Regions from separate parts of the Homo sapiens genome. Here all the other regions are linked to region 1. Evidence: chromatin contacts called from ENCODE Hi-C data. All regions are on one chromosome and are shown on one strand. Each heading gives the region's core, a stretch centred on a gene start or an enhancer-like site at or near the end of the contact. The rest is flanking DNA. Distances are from core to core; before and after follow the strand shown. Region 1 holds the start of CLDN11 (claudin 11). Region 2 overlaps PLD1 (phospholipase D1). Region 3 overlaps FNDC3B (fibronectin type III domain containing 3B).

Region 1 (3,306 bases), core at 529-3,028:
AGCCAAGATTTGAACTTGGGCAGTTGGACTGTGTTCTTAGTCACTGTGCTTCCTGGGTGATTACTGTGACCCTTGTACTTGACACTCTGCTATCAATTACAAGAGCCATTTCTGTGTGTGCACTTGATTTCCTTGGGGTCTCCAGGGAAATGTAATTGTCTCCTCAAGTCCAGGCTTTCCTAGAAGACATGGTGATTGCACTGATAACCAGCATTAGGGCTGGCTTTGGGAAAGCTCAGTACCTATGATTTATGGTTAGTATCTTAGATTTTAGAACGCTGAGCAGGAAGTTTTTGTGCTTTCTGAAATCCTCACACCTTTAAGTCTCATGATTGGTGAGGAGGCAGTGGTCCAAGGGAATGGATAGAAGGAGATAATAAGATAAGCCAAATGTTTCAAAGGGAGTGAAAACTGTTGAATGTAAATGCAGCTCAAGGAAGACTTCCCTATCTGAATAAAAAGGTGCAAATAATGCGGCCTATTTGTATGCATGGTGGCTTAATGATGTTGATGGTGATGATGATAGCTTTACACTATCAGAGCGCTCATTCTGGGCTAGGCAGTTTTCTCAGTGGGGTACAGATATTAATTTATTTACAGTGAGCCAGAGAAGTCTGCTGTAGCTTTTAATGCGTCTAAAATGGGACACATGAACCCCTTAGGAATTTTCAGACTGATCAGGACAGTTTCCTAGAAACAGTTCGTGAAAGGGATGAGATGGGCCCATGGTATCTACCCCTTCCTAGCTGCGTGAACTTGGGCAACTCAACCTTCTTGTGCTGTTTCTCTATGGCTAGTGCGTGTAATTTGTTGTTGTTGTTGTTGTTTGCTTTTGAGACGTTGTCTCACTCAGTTGCCCAGGCTGGAGTGCAGTGGCACGATCTTGGCGCACTGCAACCTCCTTCAAGTTATTCTCCTGCCTCAGCCTCCCAAGCAGCTGGGGTTACAGGCATGCGCCACCATGCCCGGCTCATTTTTGTATTTTCTGTAGAGATGGAGTTTCACCATGTTGGTCAGGCTGGTCTCGAACTCCTGACCTTAGGTGATCCGCCCACCTTGGCCTCCCAAAGTTCTGGGATTACAGGTGTGAGCCACCACTCCCGGCCTAGTATGTGTCATTGACAATTGTTCCTACCTCAAAGGCTGTTATGAGGATTAAATGAGCTAATGCATGTAAAATGCATCTGCATAATATATAACACAGCTCGATAAATGTGAGTTGCTATTGTTGATTATTATGGCCACGTTTGCCGCTGATGATGTTCAACCACTGAAAAGCATCGTTTTCTTTCTTCTAGTAACTGTGTGTACTGAATGCCTCGCGTTTGTCCCTACTGCACTTTTCAGTCTGTCACAATCCTGGGTCGTCGGGGGACTGTACCGAGCGCCCTTGGAGTGCTCGCAGCAGGGAAGAAGGAGCGAGCAGGGAGGAGCTGAGGAGGGTCGGAGCGGAATGGACACCCAGAGACTGAGATGAGAGAGGGGCTATAAGAAGAGAAACCAGTCGCAGGAAAACAGAACTCTCGACAAACGCACGCCCTCTTTGCGCTCTCCGTTTCTCTGGACCTGGATGGAATTGTTTTACTTTGCATCGCCGGACTGCGCTGCGGACGGGGTGGGGCGGCCCAATGGCCCCCCTGGGGTTACTCTGCTCCCCTTCACGCTTCCCTCCCGGCCCCGCCCCGCGATTGGCCGGCGCGCCCCGGGGCTGCCGCCGATTGGTGCTCGCCGGCCGGAGCCGCGGGGCTTAAAGAGGGGGCGGGGGCGCGCTGCCCAGCAGCGCTGCTGTCCCCGCCGTGCGCCCTTCGCCGCTGAGCTCGCAGCCTCCGGCGCCCACCTCCACCTCCAGTGTCCCGCCTCGGGCCGTCGCCCTCCAGCGGCTCGCGAGCGTGGGAGACGTACCTGGGCAGGCACTGTCCAGCCCAGGCCCAGGCACAGCCGTGAGGGGCGAGGCACGGGGACATCCTGGCGGCCACCATGGTGGCCACGTGCCTGCAGGTGGTGGGCTTCGTCACGAGCTTCGTGGGCTGGATCGGGGTCATCGTGACCACCTCCACCAATGACTGGGTGGTGACCTGCGGCTACACCATCCCCACCTGCCGCAAGCTGGATGAGCTGGGCTCCAAGGGGCTGTGGGCCGACTGCGTCATGGCCACGGGGCTGTACCACTGCAAGCCCCTGGTGGACATCCTCATCCTGCCGGGTAAGGACCCGAGCTTGGCGGCGGCTCCCAAATCCTTATCCTCTGGGTAGAGAGCGGGATATTAGACGGCGTCACAGAGACATTTTGGGGGCTTGAAGACCTTTGGGTACGTTTTTGACATCCCTAGTCCCACCTTGTTGTAAAAGAATTAGGCAGCCCCGAACTTAACTTCTCTAGGCCGCAGTATTCTTATCTGGAATTTGAGATAATAGTGGCAATGTGGCCGGTGGTAACACTGGCCGGGTCCCTTTGAGAATGAACAAACCGGAACACCTAATAGGAACTGAGTCCGTGTTAATTACTGCGGTCCCAGCCCGCATCCTTCCACCGTCCGCTTCCCGAAGTGCTTCCCGCTCCCGCCCGGCCTCCCCCGGGGCGCCGAGCCTTCGCGTTAGGTTCCGCCCGCAGAGGTGAGAAGGAGCGTGTAACACAAGCTGACAGGAGAATCGAACCGGCTCAGGCTGAGTTTCTCGGTCCTCATGGGATGGGCGAAGCGCCCCCGGCCAGGTTAGAGCCCTCCTAGCTCCGTCCGCGCAGCCGCTGAGCAATTCACGTCCAGGGCTCTCTGGGCTGCCTGGTTTGGGAAATGTCACGTTGATTCCCGCACGTGCCCAGGGCCATCTCCGCTGCCCCCGCTACCCCCGCCCCTGCTGTGGGCGCGTCAGACTGCGGGGCTGCGGTGACGCCGGCTCCCGCTCCGCGCCGCTGGGTTGGATAGGGACGAGCGGGCGCTCCTCGGAGGGCGGACTCCACTGGGGAGATACGGAGCGCGCCGCCGAGGGTCGCTCGCCGCCACCCCTCCAGCGTGTCTCAGATTGGGAAGGGGAGGTAAAAATTGACAGCCTAGCGCCGGCCAGGGGCCACATTTTCACATGTGTCCTGTGGAAACATTTTGGGCGACAGCCTCAATTCAGATTTAAACCAATGGGTTGGGCAATGGCGAGGTCGCGGGCACCCCCTTGGTTTTCTGCTGGAATCTCTGCTCTACCCCCAAGGCATGTCCCTACAAGGTGGGCTTCTGTCCCCCAGCCTTCGTGGATTGTGCTCACTTAAAGGATTTTCCCGGTTTCCTCAAGATGGGGAGAAACCTGTCCCTGAAGCCG
Region 2 (3,280 bases), core at 183-2,682, 1.4 Mb after region 1:
TTTTTACTAACTTCTAACTAAAATTATCATTTCCTTCTGTAACTTGTCATCAAAGATATTTTCTTTGACGTCAAAGATATTTTCTTAGACATCAAGGATTTTTCATATCACATTAGTTATTGCAATATCTCAAAGTATCATTTCCACTCATCACTATTTCAAAATTACAGTAGTTATTAGACCTGCCACTAGATACTGGTAAGTAATGCATTTTAATAAAGGACATGTATTACAATATGACATATTTACTTCTTTGCATATTGATAACTTTATGTCAGTATAATTGGTTTCCTTTGTAATCCTATGCATTTTAATTTTATGTGTTTAATTTTACAGAATAAATATTCTGTAGAGTGGTTCATTAGCTTAATTAGAATGTCAAAGAGGTCCCCATGGCACAAGTAAAAGTAAAGAACATCTGATTTAAAGAGGGAAAGAGCCCAGCGCAGTGGCTCACGTCTGTGATCCCAGCACTTTGGGAGGCTGAGAGGGGCGGATCACCTGAGGTCAGGGGTTCAAGACCAGCCTGGCCGACATGGTGAAACCCCGTCTCTACTAAAAATACAAAAATTAGCCGGGCGTGGTGGCACACATCTGTAATCCCAGCTATTCAGGAGGCTGAGGCAGGACAATTGCTTGAACCCAGGAGGCAGAGGTTGCAGTGAGCAGAGACTATGCCACTGCACTCCAGCCTGGATGACAGAGGGACACTCTGTCTCAAAATAAGTAAACAAAAAAAATTAATTAATTAATTAAAATAAAAGGGGAAAGAAAAAGCCACAGGAAAACACTTAAAAATAGCTCTGCGAAAAGGGGGACCCTAGTATGAGATGGAGACAGCTTTCAAAGCTAGGATGCAAACGCAGGACTTCTGACTTTGTGTTCTTTCTACCACGTGACTCCACACCCTAAAATAATAAAAACAGTAACCCCTTCATTTGCGTAAACAAAGGGCTTTCACATGTATTAGCCTGTTAGTTCATCACATCTATTCAGAGTAGGAAAAGGCAGGAACCCAAACGTGCCTTGAAGCTGCCATCTAAGAAGACACTCCTTCCTGGGCCTCAGCACTGCGCCAGTGCTGCAGCGGACGGTGGTACCTGTCACCCCACTCTATGGAGCTGTAGTCATGGGCACAGAAGAGTAAGATGAAGAGCCCCTCCCTCATACCACACTAGCTAGAACCTGATCGCAAGAGGTGGGCACAGTGGGTGCCCACCCAAATGATGAGTTGCACTTCTCTCCAGGCTTCTATTTACAGGTAAGGCTAAGAATTTGTTTCCTTGCTCAAAGCTCTTTTATTTAGTTCTGATTGGTGATCCAGAGTGAATTACAAGATTTGCAATATTTCAGCTCTTTAATTTGCCATTGGCTCTAACCAAGACAGAAGACTTTACTTAAGCAATTGGTTTGAAATTAGATGGACAAGCTGAAACAATGGGCTCTCTGTTCTTTCCTCTCTGTGCCCACCAACTGGCATTCATTATTTAATCTGTGACGTGTGTTGCCAGGGCTGCGGTAATGACAACGGCACCTATTGTCTTCACATCCCTTCCCTATTCTGTAACATCTGTCATGGCTCCTGTCTATATTTCATTTTATTTTGTTTTATTTTGCTTCTTTTACTTTTACAAGGTTATTCTTAATTACTACAAATTGCTCTGAAATCTATTCTAACCCTGCAAAGTGTAGCATCATTTTGTAACTTGGCAATAACAATAAACTGAAGGCGCGTGTGATAGCACCCTTTTAAATTACTGTAATTTTACATAAAACTGTATAATTTCAAACAAATTTTATCTCAAGGTTAACTAGATAACCTCTCTTTTTAAATACCTGATCAGTTCACAGACGACTTTGGCCCCTTCTCATATAATACATGACTTCCTTTTACACAATAATGAGAATGTGGGTTTATATGACTAATCTGACACAATACAGTAACTTCTGCTTAAAAAAAAAAGCTGAACATTTCTTAATATGCAGTTACAATGTAAATTACTATGTTCATGGATGGATCTTTAATTTCCAAGTTTCTCTATTATTTTCTTTCTTTTTTAAATAAGGAGCCAGAGTGAAAATTGTCACTTGCCTTGTAATCAGTCACCTAAAAACTAGAGTGAAAATTGTTGTGTGTGAAAAGAGTTCAAAATTGGTTTCTATGTCCCAGGAACCGGAGAGCTGGTCTTCCTACTGCTGTCTGTCTCAGGACACAGCACACCCATCCGCTGTAGGAAAGGCAGAGGTTTCGCTTAGAGCTGCTTGCGTGTAAGGGAAGAGGGAACTCAACCTGGCAGGAACAAGCCCTTGATGATTTACCTTCTTTCCTAATTGCCCAGAGGCATTTCCTTCCTTGCTTACCCAATCTAAGGAAGGGTTTCCTACTGCCCTAGCAGTTCCTTTAACCTGAAGCCATTTTCTCTAGTTCCTACCCTGTTTTTTGTGTTGCTCTCAATCTGCTTTCTCACAAGACCTCACTTTCCAGCCAAATTGGTTTATTCTGTTTTTCAAATTACCTAGTTCTTCCTTCCTTTTGAGTTTGTGCCACTGTCCCAACTGTGGCAATGCCCTTCCCCCTCCTCGACAGTAAAGGAGTCAAATCCTCCCCAGCATTTCAAGGGGCGGCCCAAACCCATGTCCTCTACAAAGCATTTTCAGGTCACCCTGCTTTAAAAAAAAACAAAATTGCTCAACAACTACAGCAATCATCATCAGCAGCCGCAAATCCATTAGGCAACAAATTATGCCTTGCGACTTTCTATTTTATCTGGATGGGTTATTTAAATAGTGATGGCATTTAACTTTTCATGCATTTATAACTACTTCCTCCAACTTAGTAATCAGTAACTACATATTACAAGTTATACCTCTGAAATCAACCATTGTAAAAAGCATATAGCAAAAATTCTACCTTACATTGCATTCATATATGTATTTGTTGCTTACAAGATATTTAAATTATTTATGTTACTTAATGATAATTACAAAATAATAGCCAACACTATTGCCATAATATCTTACTAGACTCAATATCTTATTTGACATTCACATCTGCCATATGAATTAGATACAATTATTTTCCTCATTTTTCAGGTGATGAAAATGGGGCCAGAAAGCTTAAATTTCCCAAGGTCAGGCATTCAACACGTACTTAGTGAGCACCTACTATGCGACAGGCATTGTTTTCAGCATTAGTGATGAAAGCAGAAAACTTCTATCTTCAGGGAGTTTATATTCTATTAGGGAAGACAGACTATCAAAAATTAAAACAAATATATAT
Region 3 (3,247 bases), core at 404-2,903, 1.9 Mb after region 1:
TCACCTGTGGATTATTGCAATAACATAATATTGTTATTGGATTATAGCCTCTTAATATTCCTAACTTCATCCTTACTAGGCTTCAGTCTGTTCTCCATACAGAGCCTGGGTGGAGAACATCATCTTGTAAAATACAAATAGATCATGTCAGCACCCTGCTCAGAATCCTTCCTGTCTCAGTGCCTTCCCCTCTTTTTCAGAGTAAAATCCCTAGAGCTCTTACAATGCCCACAAGGTCCTGTGTGATTGGGCTCTCCATTACTGTCCTCGTTGCTTCCACTCACTGTAGTCTTATTAGCCTCTAGTCTGTTCTTTTTGTTTTGTTTTGTTTTTGAGATGGAGTCTTGCTCTGTCACCCAGGCTGGAGTGCAGTGGCGCGATGTTGGCTCACCTCAAGCTCCGCCTCCCAAGTTCATGCCATTCTTCTGCCTCAGTTTCCCAAGTAGCTGGGACTACAGGCGCCCGCCACCACACCCGGCTAATTTTTTTTTGTATTTTTAGTAGAGATGGGGTTTCACCATGTTAGCCAGGATGGTCTCCATCTCCTAACCTCATGATCTGCCCTCCTCAGCCTCCCAAAGTGCTGGGATTACAGGTGTGAGCCACCGCACCCAGCCAGCCTCTAGTCAGTTCTTTAAACACACCGTGTGTGCTGTGGCCTCAAAGCCTTTTCAGTTCTGCCTTCTGGCCAGAATGCCCTTCCAGATGTCTTTGACTCCCTTCCCTCATTTTCTTCAAGTCTGTTCTCATATGTCATTTCTTTGGGCAGTCCTTCCCTGATCACACTGTAGAACAGCACCACCCAATAGAACTTTCTGCAGTGATGGAAATATTTTATAATTTGTGCCATCCAGTATGGTGGCACCTATACACATACAACTCTCGAGCACCTGACATATGCATGTTGGCCTATAGTATGGAGGGTTTGTGCTTGTTTGTTTGTTTTGAGATGTAGTTTCGCCTTGTTGTCCAGGCTGGAGTGCGGTGGTGCAATCTTGGCCCTCTGCAACCTCTGCCTCCCAGGTTCAAGTGATTCTCCTGCCTCAGCCTCCCGAGTAGCTGGGATTATAGGCACGCAGCTCCACGCCTGGCTAATTTTGTATTTTTAGTAGAGACGGGGTTTCTCCATGTTGGTCAGGCTGGTCTCGAACTCCCAACCTCAGGTGATCTGCCCACCTCAGCCTCCCAAAGTGCTGGGATTACAGTTGTGAGCCACCAAGCTCAGCCAGTACTGAGTTTTTAATTGTAATAAACTTAAATTCAAAGAGCCACATATGGCTACCATATTTACCTCCAGCAGCTGTAGAAAGCCCTCACCAGTTCCACCACTGTATCCTCCTACCTAGCTTTAGTTTTTGTCATAGCACTTAACACCATGTGACATACATAGCAGCTTTTCTGTATTGTCTTCTCCCACTGGAATGTGAGCTTCTTGTGGGCAAGGCCTTTTCTGTTCTTGGGCAGTGCTGAATCCTTAGAGCCTAGAGGACAGCCCAACACAGAGAAGGTACTAAGTAGTATTTTGATGAGTGAATGATAGAATGATAGAGATAGAACTATTGAATGAGTTCCCTGAGTTCAACTTTTAGTGGAATGTTTGCCCTCCTAAAGGATTGTGCCCTTTCCCATCTAAGCTGTCCTTTCTCCCATGGCCAGAAGAGGGCACTGTGTGGTCAGGAAGCTCAGCCACACTTTACTGCATAGCACATTGCAGTTTGATAGTAAAGACCTCGGTGCAAAGGGCTTTTTTCATGACAACATTAAAAATGTTAAATGTATTTTCAAAAGTTGCTTAACTCCTTTGTCACAATAAATTTGACCAGACCCAGGAGAAATTACAGTGTGATGGAGATAAATTTTTATTTAAAGCTCAAGTGCTATCCACAATACTCTGGGCTTCTGATTTTTCTCTTTTGCGGTAGCTGCCAGACCTCTGGCCAGTTGCTGGTGATGGTAGGGAAAGGCAGTATAAAAATCCTGTATTCAAAGGTATTTAATGCCCAGAATTTTTTATACTGATGTTTCTTCCTGGCTTTGCCTTTTCAGGATAACCTTTTCCACCCAAAATACACTGGAGAGGATTTAACCTGTACTGTGAAAAATCTCAAAAGAAGCACACAGTATAAATTCAGGGTGAGTCAGTCATTTTGCTACCTGAACTGCTTAAAAATGAAACTGTTTTCTATTTCACCATTTACCATGTCAGATTGACTCTACAGGTTAAAAAATGAAGTTCACAGCACTTTACATTTTGAAAGTAACATTTATAAAGTGTACAACATGCTTTATTTATTTATTTGAGATGGAGTCTCTATGTCACTCAGGCTGGAGTGCAGTGGCACGATCTCGGCTCACTGCAACCTCTGCCTCCCGGGTTTAAGCAGTTCTCCTGCCTCAGCCTCCCGAGTAGCTGGGACTATAGGCGTGTGCCACTATGCCCGGCTAATTTTTTTTTTTTTTTTTTTTTTTTTTTTGTATTTTTAGTTGAGACGGGGGTTTCACCATGTTGGCCAGGCTGGTCTCAATCTCCTGACCTCGTGATCCACCTGCCTCGGCCTCCCAAAGTGCTGTGATTACAGGCATGAGCCACTGCGCCTGGCCCATGCTTTAATTTTAAAACCAACTTGTGAGCACAAAAATTGTCATCATGTGCTGTAATAAATTGCATTTACAGCATGGCCAAATGCCCTTGCCTGGGAAGAGACACACCAGGTGCTGGAGTGCACCTGTCACTTACCTGCACTCCATACCTTTTTCCTTTCGAGCAGTCTCTTTGCTCTTCACTTTCCTTTGCTCTTCTGCCCATTTATTTTTCCTCACTTGCTTGTAATTTTCTCTTCCATGACCCACCCCCTCCCTACCTGGGCTGTCTTTGGTCATTAACAGCCACCATTAATGTTACTATAGGACTATGTGTAGTAGCCAAAAAAGTGAATATGACTTTACGATCACTAAGAGATCAAAACGATATTCTGCAGCACTGTATTTTCTAGTATGACAAGTGTGCGTTTTGGAAGATAAGATTGTCTTCTGATTCCACACATTCTTCTCTAAGTCAGGGACCAAATGCTATTATTTGGCACATAGCAATCACTCAATAAATAGTTGCCAAATTATCAAGTGCAGTGTGTGACTATTTGAGGGAAATGATAATTTTTAACATATTTTTTAAAACCCTTATTATCGATGCTGGCTATGAGAACATAGCTATACTGCTAACGTTTCTCCACAAGGTGGCATTGCCCTA

Evidence for each region. Hi-C counts contacts between places; a loop is a spot of excess contacts on that map. Pooled maps may share reads with other maps.
Region 2: a map of CD4-positive, alpha-beta T cell shows a loop between it and region 1 (7-fold over the local background). The contact joins the enhancer-like site here to the promoter of CLDN11 in region 1. A Hi-C loop is called at or near these places in 5 of 168 maps with a recorded cell type or tissue (CD4-positive, alpha-beta T cell, CD4-positive, alpha-beta memory T cell, CD8-positive, alpha-beta T cell and 1 more) and 9 of 50 pooled maps.
Region 3: a map of CD8-positive, alpha-beta T cell shows a loop between it and region 1 (5-fold over the local background). The contact joins the enhancer-like site here to the promoter of CLDN11 in region 1. A Hi-C loop is called at or near these places in 2 of 168 maps with a recorded cell type or tissue (CD4-positive, alpha-beta T cell and CD8-positive, alpha-beta T cell) and 4 of 50 pooled maps.

The regions. Positions count from the first base shown.
Region 1 is chr3:170,417,090-170,420,395 of GRCh38, forward strand. It overlaps CLDN11 (claudin 11), which reads left to right and starts at 1,779. Exons shown (of 3, transcript NM_005602.6): 1 at 1,779-2,203. The coding sequence starts at 1,978. RefSeq lists an enhancer at 1,527-2,479.
Region 2 is chr3:171,775,124-171,778,403 of GRCh38, forward strand. All of the region lies in intron 1 of PLD1 (phospholipase D1), which reads right to left. Among named protein-coding and RNA genes, the nearest start is that of PLD1, 34 kb to the right of the region's middle. Within about 2 kb of position 1,433, at least 5 of the 41 ENCODE cell types and tissues checked have a DNase peak (open chromatin) inside an H3K27ac peak, as active enhancers do.
Region 3 is chr3:172,331,043-172,334,289 of GRCh38, forward strand. It overlaps FNDC3B (fibronectin type III domain containing 3B), which reads left to right. Exons shown (of 26, transcript NM_022763.4): 14 at 2,047-2,133. Among named protein-coding and RNA genes, the nearest start is that of GHSR, 120 kb to the right of the region's middle. Within about 2 kb of position 1,654, at least 7 of the 41 ENCODE cell types and tissues checked have a DNase peak (open chromatin) inside an H3K27ac peak, as active enhancers do.